Linked DNA regions of Homo sapiens: region 2 is linked to region 1. Evidence: chromatin loops called from intact Hi-C (ENCODE). Cell type or tissue: PC-3. All regions are shown on one strand. Links, peaks and the distances in the headings refer to the core of each region. The heading gives the core; the rest is flanking DNA. Region 1 has its middle 24 kb from the start of GALNTL5. Region 2 overlaps KMT2C (lysine methyltransferase 2C).

What was found. A loop is a pair of places that touch in the nucleus more often than their neighbours do. Peaks named below come from ENCODE experiments on the same cell type or tissue, not always from the same donor. Only the 100,000 strongest peaks of a DNase experiment are listed, where the experiment ranks them.
Region 2: it touches region 1 in a loop (13-fold over the local background); 9 of 110 quality-filtered maps call a loop at or near these places.

Annotation. Positions count from the first base shown.
Region 1 is chr7:151,928,201-151,937,612 of GRCh38, forward strand. No RefSeq gene overlaps it. Among named protein-coding and RNA genes, the nearest start is that of GALNTL5, 24 kb to the right of the region's middle. RefSeq lists enhancers at 5,104-5,203, 5,224-5,273. In PC-3, for the core only: a CTCF peak has its summit at 5,238 (motif pointing left); DNase peaks (open chromatin) are centred at 4,381 and 5,201; H3K4me3 peaks cover 942 bases.
Region 2 is chr7:152,141,788-152,151,199 of GRCh38, forward strand. It overlaps KMT2C (lysine methyltransferase 2C), which reads right to left. Exons shown (of 59, transcript NM_170606.3): 51 at 9,113-9,220; 52 at 6,246-7,365; 53 at 4,812-4,948; 54 at 3,366-3,508; 55 at 2,926-3,094. Among named protein-coding and RNA genes, the nearest start is that of GALNT11, 120 kb to the left of the region's middle. In PC-3, for the core only: a CTCF peak has its summit at 4,386 (motif pointing left); no DNase peak of the experiment used is centred there.

The DNA.
Region 1 (9,412 bases), core at 915-8,914:
CTGAGATTTTTTTTTGTCTTTCTGCTGGGATTAATAACCAATTTTAATTTCTATTCCTGAGCCTGGCAGTATTAAACTAGGTATTTTTTAATGTAGATAACAACATCACCCTATTGCTAACTCTATTTGAGCAATGGTTTTACAGTGTGTAATGCTATCTCACTTAAATTGACATTTCAGGTTGCTTGGTAGCAGGATCTGGTTAAATACAAGGGTTGATGAATGTAAACCAGCTAACAAAGCCCTTACGTTAATCATGACATTTTGCAAAATACACTGATATGAAAAGACATTATCTATATTATTATTAAAGCTAAAAATACTAAAGCAGATTAAACATTAAACCAGACCTATGACTGCATTATTTTTTCCCTGTTAAAACAAACTTTAGAGATTGTATTTCAGCCAAAGAGCCTCATCCCTCACATTAAATTATTATACTCTACAGGGATTTGAGGTTTCGTTTGTACATATGTTTTCCTAGTTAAGTACAAGGAGTTCAACCTTTCACATACTTAAAGTACTTTGCATTTGTGTATTTAAAGTACTATTGCAATAAAAATAATGTAAATTTACACCAGAGGTGCATTTCTGAGCTGGGGCAAAGTGGTCATCTACAGGAGGGGTGGGGCGTGGAGGGAAATGGCAGAGGGGAGGGACGATATCGCCACCTGCCACCTGCCACCCATCACCTCCTAGCAGCTCCCAGGAAGCTTCAAGGACTGCCAAGGAGATCGTTTGTGCCACCCTGGGGCCCCATCAGGTGGAGGGAGGTGTTTGGACGCTGGGATCTCAGGGATCCTCTGGACAGGGACTAAAACACAAGGAACAGTGTTTTGTTTTTATTTTTGTTTTTTGAGATGGAGTCTCGCTCTGTCACCCAGGCTGGAGTGCAGTGGCACCATCTCGGCTCACTGCAACCTCTGCCTCCTGGGTTCAAGCGATTCTCCTGCCTCAGCCTCCCGAGTAGTTGGGATTACAGGCACACACCACCACAGCTGGTTAATTTTTGTATTTTTAGTGGAGACGGGGTTTCACAATGTTGGCCAGGCTGATCTCAAACTCCTGACCTCAAGTGATCCCCCTACCTCGGCCTCTCAAAGTGCTGGGATTACAGACATGAGCTACCACACCACTCAGCCAGGACTGGTGTTTTTATCCCTGTCATCATCACGCACACCTCCCGGTGTGTCCTTCCTCAGGCTGGCCCCGGAGCTTGGGGCGAGGGTGTTGGACAAGGGGATTCAAATGAGCAAATGCCACTGGGCCCTAGGGCCCAAAACAGTTCTTCCTCCTAAAGATCTAATACGGGAATAGACAATGAGAACTGTGTAATCCCTTCTGCTTCTGATCTTTCATAACTACCAGGAATATCGTACACATGGAATGCTCAAATACAAAGACAGTCTTTTCTCAGGTTCTGGTGAAAATATCTAACCCCCTCTGTTCTCATTCATTCACTCAGCAACATTTGTTGCTGTTGTTGTTTTATTTTGTTTTGTTTTTTGAGATAGAGTTTTCCTCTGTCACCCAGGCTGGAGCACAGTGGCGCGATCTTGGCTCACTGCAACCTCCGCCTCCCGGGTTCAAGCAATTCTCCTGCCTCAGCCTCCTGAGTAGCTGGGATGACAGGTGTGTGCCACCATGCCTGGCTAATTTTTGTATTTTTAATATAGACGGGGTTTCACCATATTGGCCAGACTGGTCTCAAACTCCTGACCTCATGATCCACCTGCCTTGGCCTCCCAAAGTGCTGGGATTACAGGCGTGAGCCACCGCACCTGACCTCAGCAACATGTTTTTAGGAGCAGGCTGTCAGCCCCGTGGGCTCCCGAGGTGGTGGGGTCACGGGTGCCTCCTGGAGGAGCCACAGACACCAGCCCAGGTAATGGGGGACTGCAGGGAACACCCAGCAGGACACAGAGGACGTCCAACTGTGGACACTGGGGCGGCATTTCCAAGAAGAGGCCTCTGAACTAAATCTGGGATAGGAGGACAAGAGGCCCTGCAGGCAGAAAGGCACCCAGCCGGGCACACGAGCCACCACAATGCGGGACAAGGGAGCAGGTGGTGAGGCGGGCACGGGGGAAGTGCAGTCGGTGAACCAGCAGCCGGCCAAGGGTGGCAACAGAGGTCTTCAGGCAGGCAAATGAGTCTCTACTTCGACGATGACACCATAACCCTGGCAACAAAAGTGGAGGAGGACAGAAACAGGGAGAAGCCAGTTTGGCAGCTGCTGGAATAGGTGGACGTGGAAGCAACGCAGGCCGGACCAGGGCAGCTCCATATTTCTGAGGTCACACCTAGGGCTCCATGACTCAGTGGGTTGGGAGGAAAAGATGGAAAAAGATAAGAATGATGCAAGGTTTTACCTTTAAAGGTTTTGACCTTTAAAAACCAGGTGAGTACTGACATAATGGGGGAAGAGAGAAAAGGGGGAAGTTTCTGAGTAGGAAGAGAAAAGGAAGAAAGTTCAGTTTGTACCTGTGAAGTTCAAGACGACTGATAGCAAGACTAGATGGAGTGGAATAGGTGGGTAAGGAGGTGAGAGAGGGATGTAGGCTTGAATCATTGGCATGAGCATGAGAAGCGATGCCATGGGAATGAGGGCAATTATCAAGGGAAACGTAGAACAAAGATGGCAAGTGCGTAGAGCACATGGCCCCACTCCTGCTCTCCGTTGCCCATGTCAGGCATTATCAATCAATCACAGCACTCTTCACGCACAGCCAAGGGCTGCAGACATCACTGGAAAAGGATTCCTGGAAGCAGGAATGGTCTGCAGCGTCAGATGCCGCGGTTAGCTCAAACAGGATGACGTCTGAAACAGGCTGGGGGATCAACATCTGGGAAGGCATTGATCTTTTCTTACCTCTCTCAAAGAAACTATTTTTTATTGTTGTTTTAATATTATGTTTATATTTTCTTTTATGAAAGTAACCTTCCAAAATTTGAAAATACTGAATCACACAAAGAAATGGTGAAATTATAGGTGATAATTTCCAGTCTTTTTGTGTGTGTGTCTCTACAGCTATACATAGTTGCAATCATACTGTATACACAATTTTTGTGTATTTCCTGATTTTTCACTGGATATTATAGCATTTCCAATTATTTATTTACCTTTTCTCTTCACTGTTAAGCATATGGGAAGTTTCCAAATTTTGTTGTTAAAATAATGTTTGTAATAAACTATTTTAAAACATAGTTTCCTTTGATTTTTAATATTTACTTAGAATAAATTTCTAGAAGTGTCCGAAATAAACATTTTAAGACTCTTGATATAACAAAATGCATTTCAGAAATGTTGTGCTGATTGGCACTCCCACCAGCAGAGAATAAAAGTATTTAAATGACTGCATGATTTTTAACTATCTTGTTTTTTTTCTTAAAGTGATGCAAATCCCTTTTGGAAACCAGAGTATAGTATAATAAACATACACACACCTAACATATATTTATATGTGTGTTATTTGCATACAATGTATATTTGTATAACTGTATATTTGTATACACATATATACAAAGAAATATCTTTCTCCAAATAATGTTAGTGATGGGGCACCAATATGAACGCAAAAGCCTTTCATCATCTCTTCTACAGGACAGCCATCATGAAACTAATTCCTTTCTCCCTTGTTTAGGGGAAAGGAAAAACAAACTAACATTTATGGAGCAAATTCTTTTTGTTGTTGTTGTTGTTTTGAGACAGAGTCTCACCCTGTCGCCCAGGCTGGAGTGCAGTGGCGCGATCTCAGCTCACTGCAAGCTCCGCCTCCCGGGTTCACGCCATTCTCCTGCCTCAGCCTCCCGAGTAGCTGGGACTACAGGCGCCCGCCACCAAGCCCGGCTAATTTTTTGTATTTTTTTTAGTAGAGACGGGGTTTCACTGTGTTAGCCAGGACGGTCTCGATCTCCTGACCTCGTGATCCGCCTGCCTCTGCCTCCCAAAGTGCTGGGATTACAGGTGTGAGCGGAGCAAATTCTTGACCTGGTATACCGTCAGTTCTTAAAAATGAATCAAGAAATGTGCCACTCTACTAGTGTCCATTTCACTCTTAGAGCAACTTGCACATGATGTAAGTAATATTTTCCTAGTTTTACAAAGAAAGGAAATAGACTTAACAAGGCTAATTCGCTTCCCCAAGGGCATGCAATTAGTAGGTGGTGAAATCAGAATTTACACTCACTCCCGTCTTCATTGAAACGTAGTGCTTAATTTCCTGTGAGCTGCACTGGAGAGAGCTCTATCCTTGAAAGGCAAGATTTTCTTGGTTCTTTCAAAGATGACATCAGAGGGGTGGTGCCTGCTGTTTTCTAAGACTCACTTCTGGTTTCTGGTTGATTAGTTCTTTAGGAGAAGGCTCCCAACCCTCAATAGGAAGCCCAGTCTCCAAAGGTGGCCAGAACACGGTCCCCTCTCTGTGGGCATTAGCCTGGATAAAAGCCAGCTCTGAGGTCATATTTATTATATGATTGTGTAATAAAAGCTCTTTACTGGTGAATTGGCCGCTGGCAGCATTTTCCTGAGAATTCGAGGGAATCAAGTGTACAGAATAACAAGAAAAACAGCGCCTTAGGAAGCGTCCCAAAGGAATGGAGGGAGCACCCGCCATAGGTGCCAGGGACACCCGTGGGTCGCGCCTGTTTGCCTGCACTCTCAACTCCCTTCCTCTAGCTGCTGGGTGTTACTTACTCTGCCAACAATTTGTTACATTGTGTTTTTTAAAACACTGTTCAGGCCGGGTGCGGTGGCTCACGCCTGTAATCCCAGCACTTTGGGAGGCAGAGACGGGCGGATCACAAGGTCAAGAGATCGAGACCATCCTGGCTAACATGGTGAAACCCCGTCTCTACTAAAAATATAAAAATTAGCCGGGCGTGGTGGCGGGCGCCTGTAATCCCAGCTACTCGGGAGGCTGAGGCAGGAGAATGGCGTGAACCCGGGAGGCGGAGGTTCCACTGAGCCAAGATCGCGCCACTGCACTCCAGCCTGGCGACAGAGCGAGACTCCGTCTCAAACAAAACAAAACAAGAAAACACAACACGGTTCAGATTGTCACTGCGCCCTGTGATGTGTCCTCTTTGCCGTAAGGAGTTGTTGTGTAGGTTTGGGAACAAGGGGTAGGGGCATCGCCTCTCCTGCCAGAGGGCGGTAGGACTGTCCGATGACACCTGGTTTCCATAGCACTCCCGACAAGCCCTAGGAGGCTGTTCTCCTTACACATAATTATTCTAGATCTCCCTCTTGTGGACCATCTATGAAATAAAAGACACCAGTCTTTTTTTTTTTTTTTAACAGAGGCTTGCTCTGTTGCCCAGGCTGGAGTGCAGTGGTGTGATCTCGGCTCACTGCAGCCTCCGCTTCCTGGGTTCAAGTGATTCTCCGGCCTCAGCCTCCTGAGTAGCTGGGATTACAGGCGCCCACTACCACACCCAGCTGATTTTTGTATTTTTAGTAGAGACAGGGTTTCACCATGTTGGTCAGGCTGGTCTCAAACTCCTGACTCCACCTGCCTCGGCCTCCCAAAGTGCTGGGATTACAGGTGTGAACCACGGCCCCCCCGCCCCCCCGCCAAAACCAATCATATTTAATAGATACAATGAAGAATGTTATAGGTTATAAGGAATTAATTTCTGTGAGTACTATTTCAACATGTAAGACCATTAGTTTTTTTGTTATGAAATATTACAGACTTTTTAAATGTATATAGAGAATAATATAAAAATACCCATGCACCCACAAACCAGCTTTATCAGATCTTAACATTTTGCCCCACATTTACTTCAGATCCTTTAAAAAGGTAAAATAGATACAGTTGAGGGTCCCTAAATATATCCTCTCCCTAAAGTAATCATGGTTCTGAATTTATCTGTATTACTCCCATACATATGTTTATACTTCTCTACATGTATGTGTGCCAATACAATGCACACTGCTGTTTTATATGTTTGAAATTTTATAAGAAGTTACTGTCACACTGCATGTATTATTCTGCAATCTGTTTTTCTCCCACAATATTATACTTTTGAAGTTTTTCCTTGTGTTTCTGTTTCATTCATTTTCCTCTTCTGTATGCTATTGGTTGTATAAATATCACAACATATTTACCAGTTCTCTTATTCTGGGACATTTAGGTTATTTCCATTTTTCCTCATAACAAACAATGCTGTGGTGAACACACTTGGCCTTGCCTCCTTGTCTGTATATGGGAACTTTTCTAGAATATCCTAAAAGGGGAGTGCTGGCTCATTATACTGGGCTTCTTCAGCTTTACTGCTCATAGAGGATGGTACTACGTTACCTTCCGACCGTCAGCAGAGCTCTTTCCTTTCCTGTCATCTGTCCTCCCAGTGGGCAGCCAGGTGGAAGGAGCAGTAGCCACCATTAATCGAGCCTTCACCATGTGCCAAGCACCAGGTTACACGAATTGCCTGAATTTTCTTGTTTTAAAATGACAACAATCTTATGGGGGCAGCATTAGCAAGCCTGGTTTACAGGAAATCAGAGAAGTCCCGGACGCTGCCCAAGGCCACACAGATAATGAACTGCAGAGCGGAAGTGAAACTGATGCAGCCTCACCTGTCTGATCCCGAGCTGCTATTTGACCACTGGGCTATAAAGATGGTGAAAGACTTACCTGTAGAATTCTGGGATGGCGGAGGACACATCTTCCTAGTGAAGTCTCTAAGCCAGTTTGGTGAGAGCTGAGAACGAAGATCAGAAGAAAGAGGCTGGGTGCGGTGGCTCATGCCTGTAATCCCGGCACTTTGGGAGGCTGAGGCAGGCAGATCACCTGAGGTCAGGAGTTCGAGACCAGCCTGGCCAACATGGCAAAACTCTGTCTCTACTAAAAATACAAAAATTAGCTGGGCATGGTGGCACATGCCTGTAATCCCGCGACTTGGGATGCTGAGGCATGAGAATCACTTGAACCCAGGATGCAGAGGTTGCAGTGAGCGAAGATCGCACCACAGCACTCCAGCCTGGGCAACAGAGTAAAACTCCATCTCAAAATAAATAAGTAGATAAAAATAGTTCGAAGAAAGAAGGAATAAGCCATTTAAATGTTTTAATTATGAAAGTCATTATTATACGTTCAAAAGAGTATATTTAATGTTAATGTATAAATAAGGAACAATAATAAAATGAACAGATGGCAAGAAAGGAGTGAGAGAAATGGAAATTAAAGGTATCTAGATACCTAAGAAAAATAGACTTCAGTGTGAGAAAATAGCAGTGGAGGATCTGACAGCATGCATCCGTTTTCCTTGCAATTACTCAGGCTCAGCGAGTGTTTTTCGACAGTGCAGGAGTCTAAAGCTGCTTTGCCGTGTGCTCAGAACAGCTGACCTAAATCTGGCAGGACAGAGGAGTGGGGACCATCACATCAATGAGAAAAGGTGGAGTGTGCACCTGCCTGGAGACAAAGCAGAAATGGAAATAAGGGCCAGGTGGAAGACAAGAAGAGGGAAAAGGAAGTGTATTCTCCAGCTGGTCTCTCTGCTCAGCCCTGCAGGAGCTGGGAATTCCTCCTGAGCTCCCTGGGGAGCTGTCTGTTTTGCCCTGGTTTGACCAGAGCCTGACCTGAGCACTTTGCTTTTATTTCTCCCTGTTGTGTGTGTGTGTGTGTGTGTGTGTGTGTGTGTGTGTGTGTGTGTGTTTGTTTGTTTTTGAGATGGAGTCTCGCTCTGTCGCCCAGGCTGGAGTTCAGTGACATGATCTCGGCTCACTGCAACTTCTGCTTCCCGGGTTCAAGCAATTCTCGTGCCTCAGCCTCCCAAGTAGCTGGATTACAGGCATGTGCCACCACGTCCAGCTAATTTTTGTATTTTTAGTAGAGATGGGGTTTTGCCATGTTGACCAGGCTGGTCTCGAACTCCTGACCTCAAGTGATCCACCCGCCTCAGCCTCCCAAAATGCTGGGATTACAGGCATGAGCTACCGGCCCCAGCCTCTCTCCTTTTATTTTTAAGGAACTAAGTAATGCAAAACTCAACGGGCCTAGTATGCCATCTGGTAGTGAACGTCTAGTTGAATTAAAGATGAAAAGTGCTAGGGTGTTTGTATTGTTTCGACTAAGACACAGAGGTATAAGTTGTATTTTAGAGTTGTTCATGTTTACTTTACTTGAAAACGAAATGACTTCCAAAATAGAGGAGTCAAAACAAACCAGAAGTGAAAGTTAGCAAGTATTACAGGAAGTGGAAAGGAAACGAATGTGTTGCTATGGAAGTGAAACTGCTTTTTAAACAGCGCATCAAGAGCAGAGTGGGTAAAGCAGGTAGTTTTCTTGGCATGAGTAAAGGATATAGGTCATCTTATGTGCTTTTATACAATAAAAGTATAACTGATACCTTGATCTTAACTTTGTTAAACTGTGAAAAGAGAAAGAACTTGGTGATGTTAAGATACCTCGATACCTTTAGCTTCATCAAAAATGGGTCACGTGCCTTAACCTTGACTTACTCATTTTTCCTACCTTCACGCCTATCATTTCCCCACTTAGAATGCCTTTATGCTACTCAGATTTCCCATCAGAATTTCAACCATCCTATTAAGGACTTTGAAAACCTGACTTAATTGTTTTTTGTTTTTTGGGGTTTTTTTTGAGACAGTCTCACTCTGTCACCCAGGCTGGAGGGCAGTGGTGTGATCTCAGCTCACTGCAACTTCTGCTTCCCAGGTTCAAGTGATTCTCCTGCCTCAGCCTCCTAAGTAACTGGAACTACAGACATGTGCCACCAAGCTCAGCTTATTTTTGTATTTTTAGTAGAGACGGGGTTTCGCCATGTTGGCTAGGCTGGTCTCGAACTCCTGACCTCAAGTGGTCCGCCCGCCTCAGCCTCGCAAAGTGCTGGGATTATAGGCATGAGCCACTGCGCCTGGCCCTGATTTAAATTTTTTATGGAAGTATAAAAATCCATGAAATGCTAAGTCAAACTTGCTCAACTAGGAATTAAGATACAACACAAAACCAAGGACAGACACACAGACCAGGGGAACAGGAGAGGGAGCCCAGAGAGAGACTATATTACATGGGAATCATTACATGATAAAGACAGCCCAGGAATCAGTGGGGAAAGGACGAGTTACTTGTGGATATTTAGAAGTCATTTCAGTGTCTGCAGGGGTAAAAAACCAACATCACATACATAGGACTATTCAAAATGAAGCCAATACCGAATATGAACAGTAAAATGATAAGTTAACAGAATATGGTGATGACACACTTCCTTGCGATCCAAGGGTGGGGAAGGACCTCTTAAAATTTCAAAACACAAGCTGTAAGCAAAAAAAAAAAGGAAGATGATTTTTAGTACATCAGAATGAAAAATTTCTGGTCAACTAGTGGCCCACTGACAAAGTTAATTCAGGCTTTTATTCAACATGCTTGGCTTTATGGCACTT
Region 2 (9,412 bases), core at 811-8,810, 210 kb after region 1:
GCAGGTGAATTGCTTGAGTTCAGAAGTTCAAGACCAGCCTGGACAACATGGCAAAACCTCATCTCTAAATAAATATTTTTAAAAATTAGCCAAGTATTGTGGCATGCGCCTGTAGCCCTGGCTACTCAGGAGGCTGAGGTAAGAGGATCGCTTGAGCCCAGGAGATCGAAGCTGCAGTGAGCTGAGATTGTGCCACCGCACTCCAGCCTGGGCGACACAGTGAGACCCTGTCTCAAAGAAGAAGAAAGAAAATCAGTTAAAAATGAGTGGGTTACTTCTAAATGGCCCTTCAACAACTGGTTATCCAATGGAAGAAAGCGAAATTGTATTTTAAAAATGTTATGCAAGAAAACCTCTAGAATCCGTATATAATCTAGGGTCTTGACCAAGACTAGATGCAACAGAAAATTATGTATGTTTGTTTATATAAACAGTAACTTTTACAAGAAAAAAGATGTCACACTTGCTGGTAGGCAAAGGATATTTTGTAGGGGAAAATTCTGAATAGTGTAAACTGCTAAAAATTGAAAAATGGACAAAGGATATGAATACGCAATTCCTATGAAAGCAAATCCAAATGGCGGACATGAAAAGCTGCCTATTCAATTAAGGTAACATCAGTCTATATTTATCAGACCAACTAAACAAAAAAATAGTAACACCAGCTACAAATGGGAAACAAGAAAACAGTCTCACATGCTGCAGGAAGAAGTGTGCAGTAAGAGACTTTTTAGAAAACTGGCAATATCTATTTAAATGAAAAGTACACACGCTTTTACACAGAAACCTCACGTTTGGGAATATACCCCATAGGAGTGAAACTATTAATTCATTGTGATATTTGTACAAGATATAGCAACACTGTTTGTTATGAGAAAAATTATAAATCAAATACACACTCATCAGTAATGCAATGGTTTAACTGCAGTTCATCAACACTATGGAACATCAGGTAACCATTCAAAAGAATGAAATGAAGCTACGTCAGTTGATCGAGAGGGACCTCTGATTATTACAGAGAAAAGGAAGACGGAGAAAAATAAATATAACATGATTCCATTTTTATATATGTACATAAAAGTGTATATAGTTCTAAGATATTAGCACAGAAAAACAGGATACATATTAGATCATCCACGGGATCCCCAGGGAGGTGGACAGATGGGAGGGTGGCAGGATGAAATAAGTAAAGAGACAGAAACCAGAGCTCTCAAAAATGCTTCAGGTTAAAGGTGACAGGTTGAACACAGTTAAGATACCCACTAAAATCACAGTAAAAGCACACTCCTCGAGAACACGAATGGGTATAAGAGTGAATGGACTATTTAAAATGAAAAGTAATTGACTTAGCAGGGGAAAGCTAGAACTGGAAGGAGTAGAGGCAAAGCACTAATTCACCCACAGAATCCGAGAGAGGCTCAACAGAGAGGGGCAACAGCAGAGAAAACACAGATACTCCACTCATAATGTAAAAACAAAATATCAAACAAGATCAAGAGCAGAAAGGGCTCGTAGCTAATCTCTAAAAATAGACAAGAAAGATTAGCAGATAAAGTAGAGGAAGTCTCAGAAAGAACAGAGAGACAAGGAAACAAAGAACAGAAGGGGAGAAAGGATATAAGACAGAAATTACTCTCTGACATGCATGAGAATCATCCAGGAGGCCCCACCTCCAGAGCTGGATTCAGTGAGGCTGGGCTGGGGCCCCCGAACCTGCACATCCTAACAAGCTCCCAGGTGACACTGCTGCTTCTAGTCTCAGGTCCACACTGTGAGATCCTGAATCTCAGGGGTTTTAGTGCAAACACAGAGGAAACAGAGGGGCAGAACTTGCAAAAGAATGAATACAAAACACATTTCTCAGACGGAAGGTCACGATGCTCCAGGTTGAAAGGGCTCATCAAGGGAGGAAAGCAATCAACAAAAAGACCTCCACTGAGGTGTAGTTCTGTGAAATGTCCAAATATCAATAAAGAGAAGATCCTACAAACTTCTAGTGAGGAGTAAAAGGGTTCCAACAAAGGAACAAGAATCTGAATGAGTATAGACAAAGGAACGCTGATCCAGTTTATAGGGTAAAGATACTTTGCTGGCTGCTGAGAGGGAACTGGATGGGAGGAGACAGCCAGGCCTGCAGTGGTACAGGCAAGTGATATGTGGCTCAAGATAGGGCTGGTAAACCTAAGAGTGGATCTGAGAGAATTTTTAGGAGAAAACAGAACTCGATGATGCTTTAGGTTTAATCTGGCAGTACTGAGGCCAATGTACACAAACGGTAACATCACTCAGCAAGGAGCTTGTAGGATGGCGGGGTTTAGGAGCTGGACAAGTTTGACAAAGTAAGAGCTTTGTAATTCCATTCTGAGACATCCAAGGAGAAAAATGCTGAACAGGCATTTGGATATTTGGGTCTGCAGCTCAGGAAGTATGGACTATAGGTGTAAACTTAAATGCTTAGCCTATACACGGCCTTACTTGTAAGATAGTCCACAGTCTACCAAAAAACATGCACTGATTTCATGAAACGGTAGCTTCCAAAAGATAAGGTAACTTCCAAAATTGGTGTACCTTTGGAAAATATTTTCATTTGTATTTCTCTCAAGTGCTTGAAACAGCTCTACTGAGCACTCCACAAATCCAGTGTGTGCAAATTACAATGCTACCTGCCTCCCAGGAGCTCTCAACAAGATGCAAAGATGTGGATTCCACTGGTCTGCTTTCCCTTTGGGGAAGCCAATCACCAAGTCCCAAGACTACATATTAAATCCCTAGTGTTACCAAGGGACAGGATTTGATACGATTTTGAAAACACGTTTCTGTCCCTGCAGCTATGTGAAATCATTTTCACATACTGGACATCAATAGCTTCAGATTGCTAGACTCCACCCTGTCTCTCCACTTCCTGTACACAAAGTATTTCTTCACCTGAATCCGAGACCGTGCCAGATACACATTGGATTTCCATTCAGTTTTCATCTTCCGGTACTGCGATGACTTGGAGTGAACAAACTGTTTACTATAAGGTGCGTTCAGTTCTCCAGTGACTGTGCTCTGAAATGACTTTGAGGTGCTGGTGCTGTTTAAGGTGTGAGGCCTGCAGACAATGGCATATCAACAGGAAAAAAATACAAGGAAAACTGAAGATACCTCTGAGTAATGCCCAAAACCAGGTTAATTCAGATTCTTACTGACAGAAACATACATGGAAAGCTGCCTAGCAGAGACACACGGCGAGTTCTCTTATGTAGTTGGGCACATACACAGCCAGACAGCAGGGTTTGTAAGCAGCAGACAAATCAAGCACAGGAAACCACTAATACGCCTAGAAACCCTGGGCTGTACTATGTGAAGTTAAAACAAAATACCTTAACACAAACCTCTTGACATGGGCACTCATTTTAGGTTCAGAACGGGCACAACCTGTGGGGTTAACGGCAAGAGGAAGTTCCATGAGAGGATTTCGGCCGTATCGGAAGGTATAATTTTCACATGCCTCAACCCCAGGAAGCTGAAAAGAAGCAAAGCAGACACAAAGTCACCCCATCTGATGGAGACTACAGACAATCTCAAGCTGGTCAAAGGATGGCCCACGACAGAAATAACTCATCAGCGTTTTCCCCGATAATAAAATGGTCTTCTAGCTTATGTTAACACTATTGGCCTGCAGGTAGATCTACTTAAATATGAGTATGCAAATTCAGTTTCAAAGCCAAACTTAGGTAAACCCTGCCAAATGCTCCTTGAAGAAAAAGATTAGCCCATGCAACAAACACTGGCTGACCAATATACACGCTTGTGTGATTTCAGGGCCTGACTGAAACACACAATACCCACAAACACAGGGCATGTAATGATTCGCATTGAGTTCTTTCCCCTGTATTAATGCCAACTTTTATATCTCTGTCTGGAATTTTACAATTAAAAACAGTTAAAAAATCATCTATATGGTTTCTTTCTTGATCGTTTCTCACTCCTTTCAATTTGACTCTGATGTGATGAGGTTATCGCTCTCCATGTCCTGGGAGCATAAAGCATAGGTGTTAACTCAAGCTTTACTCAAAGTCATTTACATGTTAAAGGTCTTTTCTGGAATACATTGCTTGTGAAATTTATTTCTCTGTAGTCATAAAAGATAAGTATCATTTAGGCAGGGCGATTCCAAAGAAAACAATTAGGCACATTACTCAGTGGCTTTTGGGGTTTCCTCTGCCTGTCCAAAGAAAACACACCAATGATATTTTTATTCTTGAAAACAATGCCTTAGAATCATACAATTTTCTAAAACTATTGTGTAGATATGGTTCAGTTAGACTCACTGACAAACAGGCTTGTAATCTTTTAAGCAAAGAAATGTCAAGAGAGGACAGAAATCAGTGCTGCTGCGATCTACTGCCCTCTAGTGACTTCATCCTAGGAAGAGGGCAGGAGAGTGGCCATAAATACCCAAGTGTCAGGAAATGGGCACACTGACATTCTGAGGTGGGAGAAACTTCAGAAAGGCAAGGGAAGAGGAGAGTGTCCTCACCCATCCAGCACACCCAGAAGATGTGACAAGCCTGGTGTCCTTCACCCCTGCTTGCCTCCAGCCTGGAAGAGAACCTGAAGTTGGTTAACTACCTCAACTGGGTGAATACCAACACGGCTGAGCTCTCCCGATTAATCACCAATGCCTTATTCCTCTAAGAGAAACGGGTTAATGCACAGGCTCAGTCACTTTCTGAAGAGTGCCACAAATGTTACAGCATGTGTTCAAGTGGTCACACTGAATCAGGAAAGCAATTCCAATCTCAAAGCCTGACCAAGACACTCACTGATTCCGCTATGCGTGCCACTGCAGAGACGGTCAGGCCAAACAGATCCTCTCCTTTTAAATACGCTGGGAAAAGCTGGAGCATTTCAGACTTTTTTCTCACACATGCCACAGGCTCCAAAATCTTATCCCAGACACCTACACAGGGACAAAAACATAATTTTTATAGGAAATAGGATACAGTATAAAAAACAAGAGCAAAATGAAGAATAACCACTCACAAGGATTTACTAATTTCCAAATAAATCCTGTTGGGCAATAATCTAATAAATCTGTTTGGTAATAATCTAATGAACCTGTTTATTAAATGGCAGCAATTTTTTTTAAAGACCTAAATTTTGGGGAAAATAATAGATTAAGGACATTAAAGTGAAAAAACTTAATGTAACTGAAATTCATGCAAACAGTTCATTTACTTTCATAGTGGCCATATAACATACCAGATTTTAAAATGATTAGTCTAATTGGTAATGTCTATAGCTATGTTCCTTTCCCCTCAGATTTAAATTAAAATGTTAAATTGATATTTTCTTTGGAATTATCTTTAGAGTATTTTCAGACTTTTTTTTTTTAAGTGCTAAACTTAAGAAAGCAGCTCCACATACTTTTGTTTGTGTACTTTCTACATAAGCAAAAGTGACAATCTAGACTTAACCATGGAGGTCCAAACTAAGTGTTTAATTTCCATCTCTAAACTTACGTAATATCTGATGTTCCTATACATTGTCTTATGACAATGTATACAGTATGATTTAGATGTCATTCCTGCCTTCTAGAAACTGACTTTAAGAAAAAGGGGGTCCCTGCCAGGTACGGTGGCTCACACCTGTAATCCCAGCACTTTGGGTGGCTGAGGCAGGTGGATCACCTGAGGTCAGGAGTTTGAGCCCAGCCTGGCCAACATGCTGAAACCCTAAAATACTAAAAATACAAAATTAAAAACTACTAAAAATATAAAAATTAGCCGGGCATGGTAGCGCAAGCCTGTAATCCCAGCTACTCGGGAGGCTGAGGCAGGAGAATCACTTGAACCCAGGAGGCGGAGGTTGCAGGGAACTGAGATCGCGCCATTGCAGTCCAGCCTGTGCAACAAAAGAGAAACTCCGTCTCAAAAAAAAAAAAAAAAAAAAAGAAAAAGAAAAAGAAAAAGGAGGTCCCCAATGCAAATGACAGGCAACCTTTATCTACAAATCATTCTCGGATTTACCTCACCAACTCGTATGTTCAAAGATATATTGATTATGAAAGTGTTTAGACAACTGTATAGCAAAGAGAGCAAGGTGTGAGAACACAAACATTGGCATTTGTAAATGAAAAATACACATTATAAAATATAAAACTAACATGAGACAAACATGGAAAATTGACAAAATACATTCATTAGCCTGACATCAGAGTAAGTAGCACTGCACAGCATGTGAACGGCAGACGTTACCTTTAGGTGAGATGTCACTTAGAACCAGGTCTTCATGGCCTTGTTCCACAATCCTGATGACAAACACTGGGCGCCCATCCTTCTCCTCAATGGAGCACAGGTAGCGGCAGCGCCTATTGGCATAGCGAGTGCTCCAGTACAGCCGGCTGGCTTCATAGCCCACAGGGAAGAGTGCTTTAGGAGAATGGAATGCTTGCATCTGCTGTGGAAGCAGCTGACCAATTGTGTGGAAGATGAGGCTACCCACGCGAAAGGTATGGTCCCGTTCTCCTCGTTGCACGATGCTAGCAATCTGTCGCACCTCATCACGCTGAACATAGACCCTCCTGAAGACTGCAAAGTAACTTAATTCTTGCTCATGAATTCCCTTTGGTTTGTGCATGGGGCAAAGCATAGTTTTGTCCTTAAAAAACATGCATTGTGCTTTAATGGCGCAAGTGAAGTGATAAATGTTGGTGCATCGAAATCTGTGGCATCCACTAGTGGCACCCGTCTTGTGACAGAAGACACATTTCATTTGTAGGCCTCTCCTCAGAGCTAGCTCCACATTTATTAAGGCACCAGCCTGAGTCTCATAGACCTCCGTGGACCACAGAGCGCAGTTCAAGTGGACCCACAGATCCAAGTCAAGGTTGAGTAGCCTTGCTGGTCCATCTGTCAATCCATCACCTTCTTCATGACAAAAGCAACATTTCCGATAGTCTTTGGGCACAGGATCAGGTTTAAGGGAAGTGCCCAATTTCTTTAGAAATTCATCTATTTCATCCTCACAAGGTGGTTTAAATGTCCCCTTAGGGATTACAATATGAATGCTCCACTTCTTCCATTTCATTCCTCTCCATTTTTTATTGAGCGGCCTGCAATCTTCAAACCCACCATGGACAGCTCTTAGCCGAGGCTTCAGCTTGACTGTCACCTTCAGCTCATCTGGCTTGGCCTCGACTTGGGCTGCTTCAAAAGCAGGAGGGAAGGCGATGGGTGGTGAGGCAGGGGGAGAAGCTTTCTCTGGGAGCTGGGGGAGACAGTGCACATCCAAAGTGGAGATGTTGTTGCTGTACTGATGAAATGCTTTGGAAGGCGTTTCTCTCATAGGTGATTGTGGCAATGAAGGAATGGATTCCTGGGCAACATAAAGAAACCATGACAAAGAAAAATAATTCACAAGCCCGGAAAGCAATTCTTGTTAAGACAAGAAGCTGAGCAGTATGACTGAAGAGGATGGGTGACCTGAGGGGCAGAGGGAGAGTCAGCAGTAAGTGCTGGGGGCTCATGCACCGCAGAAGCTGACCATGCTCTAAGGTGCACAGGGATAGAGAGCGGGTGATGGCAGCTGTGCCGCGTCCTTTCGAGGCCTTTTCCACAAAGCCATAATTCTGGAGAATATTCTGCTCTTACACTTTCTGGGACAATCCCCTTTCTAACTATATTAAAACCAGAAAAAGAAAAAACACACACACACTCACAATGCTGTCAGAAGAGCTAATATAATTTGTACAATGGAACAGTGTTTTTTGTTTAACCAAATAAGAACGCTGCAGCATCGTTTCTTGAGAGCTTATCTCCACTCTAAAATTCACATCTGTTAATCTCAGCCTTAATCAATTGGTGTAAATGTTACAGAAAGGGAAGGAGCCCCTGTCAACAAATGAATCATACTAACTTTTCTCTGAGGCTTCTCAGCTCTGATCCGGCTGCTGAAACAGTTGAGCTGAGGGGAAATCTCCAATAGCTTATTTACTTTATGGTACAGAGTATCATAAACTAATAAACACCAACCCACAGGCTGCCCTCTTTTCACATGCCCCAATCCTGACAAGGTATCTGAAAAAAGACATGCCTTATACCAAATCAGGCAGGGACTGCACACCAACTTAAACTATCTGGTGAAAAAAAAAATCCTTCTTGCATTTAGGCTGATGTATTTTAAGATCTAAATTTATTTGTCATCTAGCCTAGATTTTATTACAGGCATACTACAAACAACTACCTGTTAAAAATAAGTCTTCAGAATGTTCTTCTGTGAAAGACATACCAGAGCAATAACCTGGATGGAGGAATGACTGGCAGTATTACTGTACAGGAAAAGCTTCCTTCAAAACATGATTATAAACATATCATTTGTATCAACCATTAGTTGGACACACTCAAATTACATAAAATCAAGTAAAGCAGACCTCTTTCACCATACTGTGAGCAAAGTGTTTTCTCTTAAAATGCACAAATAGTCTTAAATTTTATCTTTAAACAGGTTTTCCTATTGGGGTAACATCAATAAAAATGATTTTAAAATATTAAGATATTTACGGCCGGGCGCAGTGGCTCACACCTGTAATCCCAGCACTTTGAGAGGCTGAGGTGGGCGGATCACGAGGTCAGGAGTTTGAGACCAGCCTGGCCAACATGGTGAAACCCCATCTCTACTAAACTACAAAAATTAGCTGGGCGTGGTGGCACGCACCTGTAATCCCAGCTACTCAGGAGGCTAAGGCAGGAGAATTGCTTGAATTGGGAGGCAGAGTCTGCAGTGAGCCAAGAGGTGCCAATGCCCTTCAGCCTGTGGGACCAGAATGAGACTCCATCTCAAAAAAAAATTAAACTGGTAAAATTAAAGATTTTAATATTAGTGTTCTGTTTACTGAACTTTTAAAACATAACTCTGCCCACTTCTGTCAAATAACTAAGTTGAAAGAGTAGCACGACTCAAGGCTCCCTACACCCTCTCCTCCTCTGCCGGGTCAGCACCTGCTTTGGATTCCCCACACAGAGCTCCATGAAGGCAGGGACACATCTTTATTCACTCCCATATGCCCAGAACACAGAAGTCACTCGTTACACATTGTTATCAGCTGAGATTATCCTAATCTCACCTTGTTTTCTGAGTTTTTCGCTTGTGCAGTTGATGAATAAAGAATAAAGCAGTTATTACTACAGAAGACAATGTCCTTCTCTACCCTCTTGGTGCTTTCTCGGGAATCCTGAAAAGCAAAGAGAAATGTGTGGGAATCTCAACAAGTCAAAATTTAATAAAAACAGGATCTATACATTATTTTTATGTTATATTCAAAAGTGACAGTGGTTCTTTATCTTAATAGTAGAAAGGAAACTATGTTCCAATATTTAGCATGTGATAATTTAGCTAGGGAAAAAATACATGTATAAAACCAAAC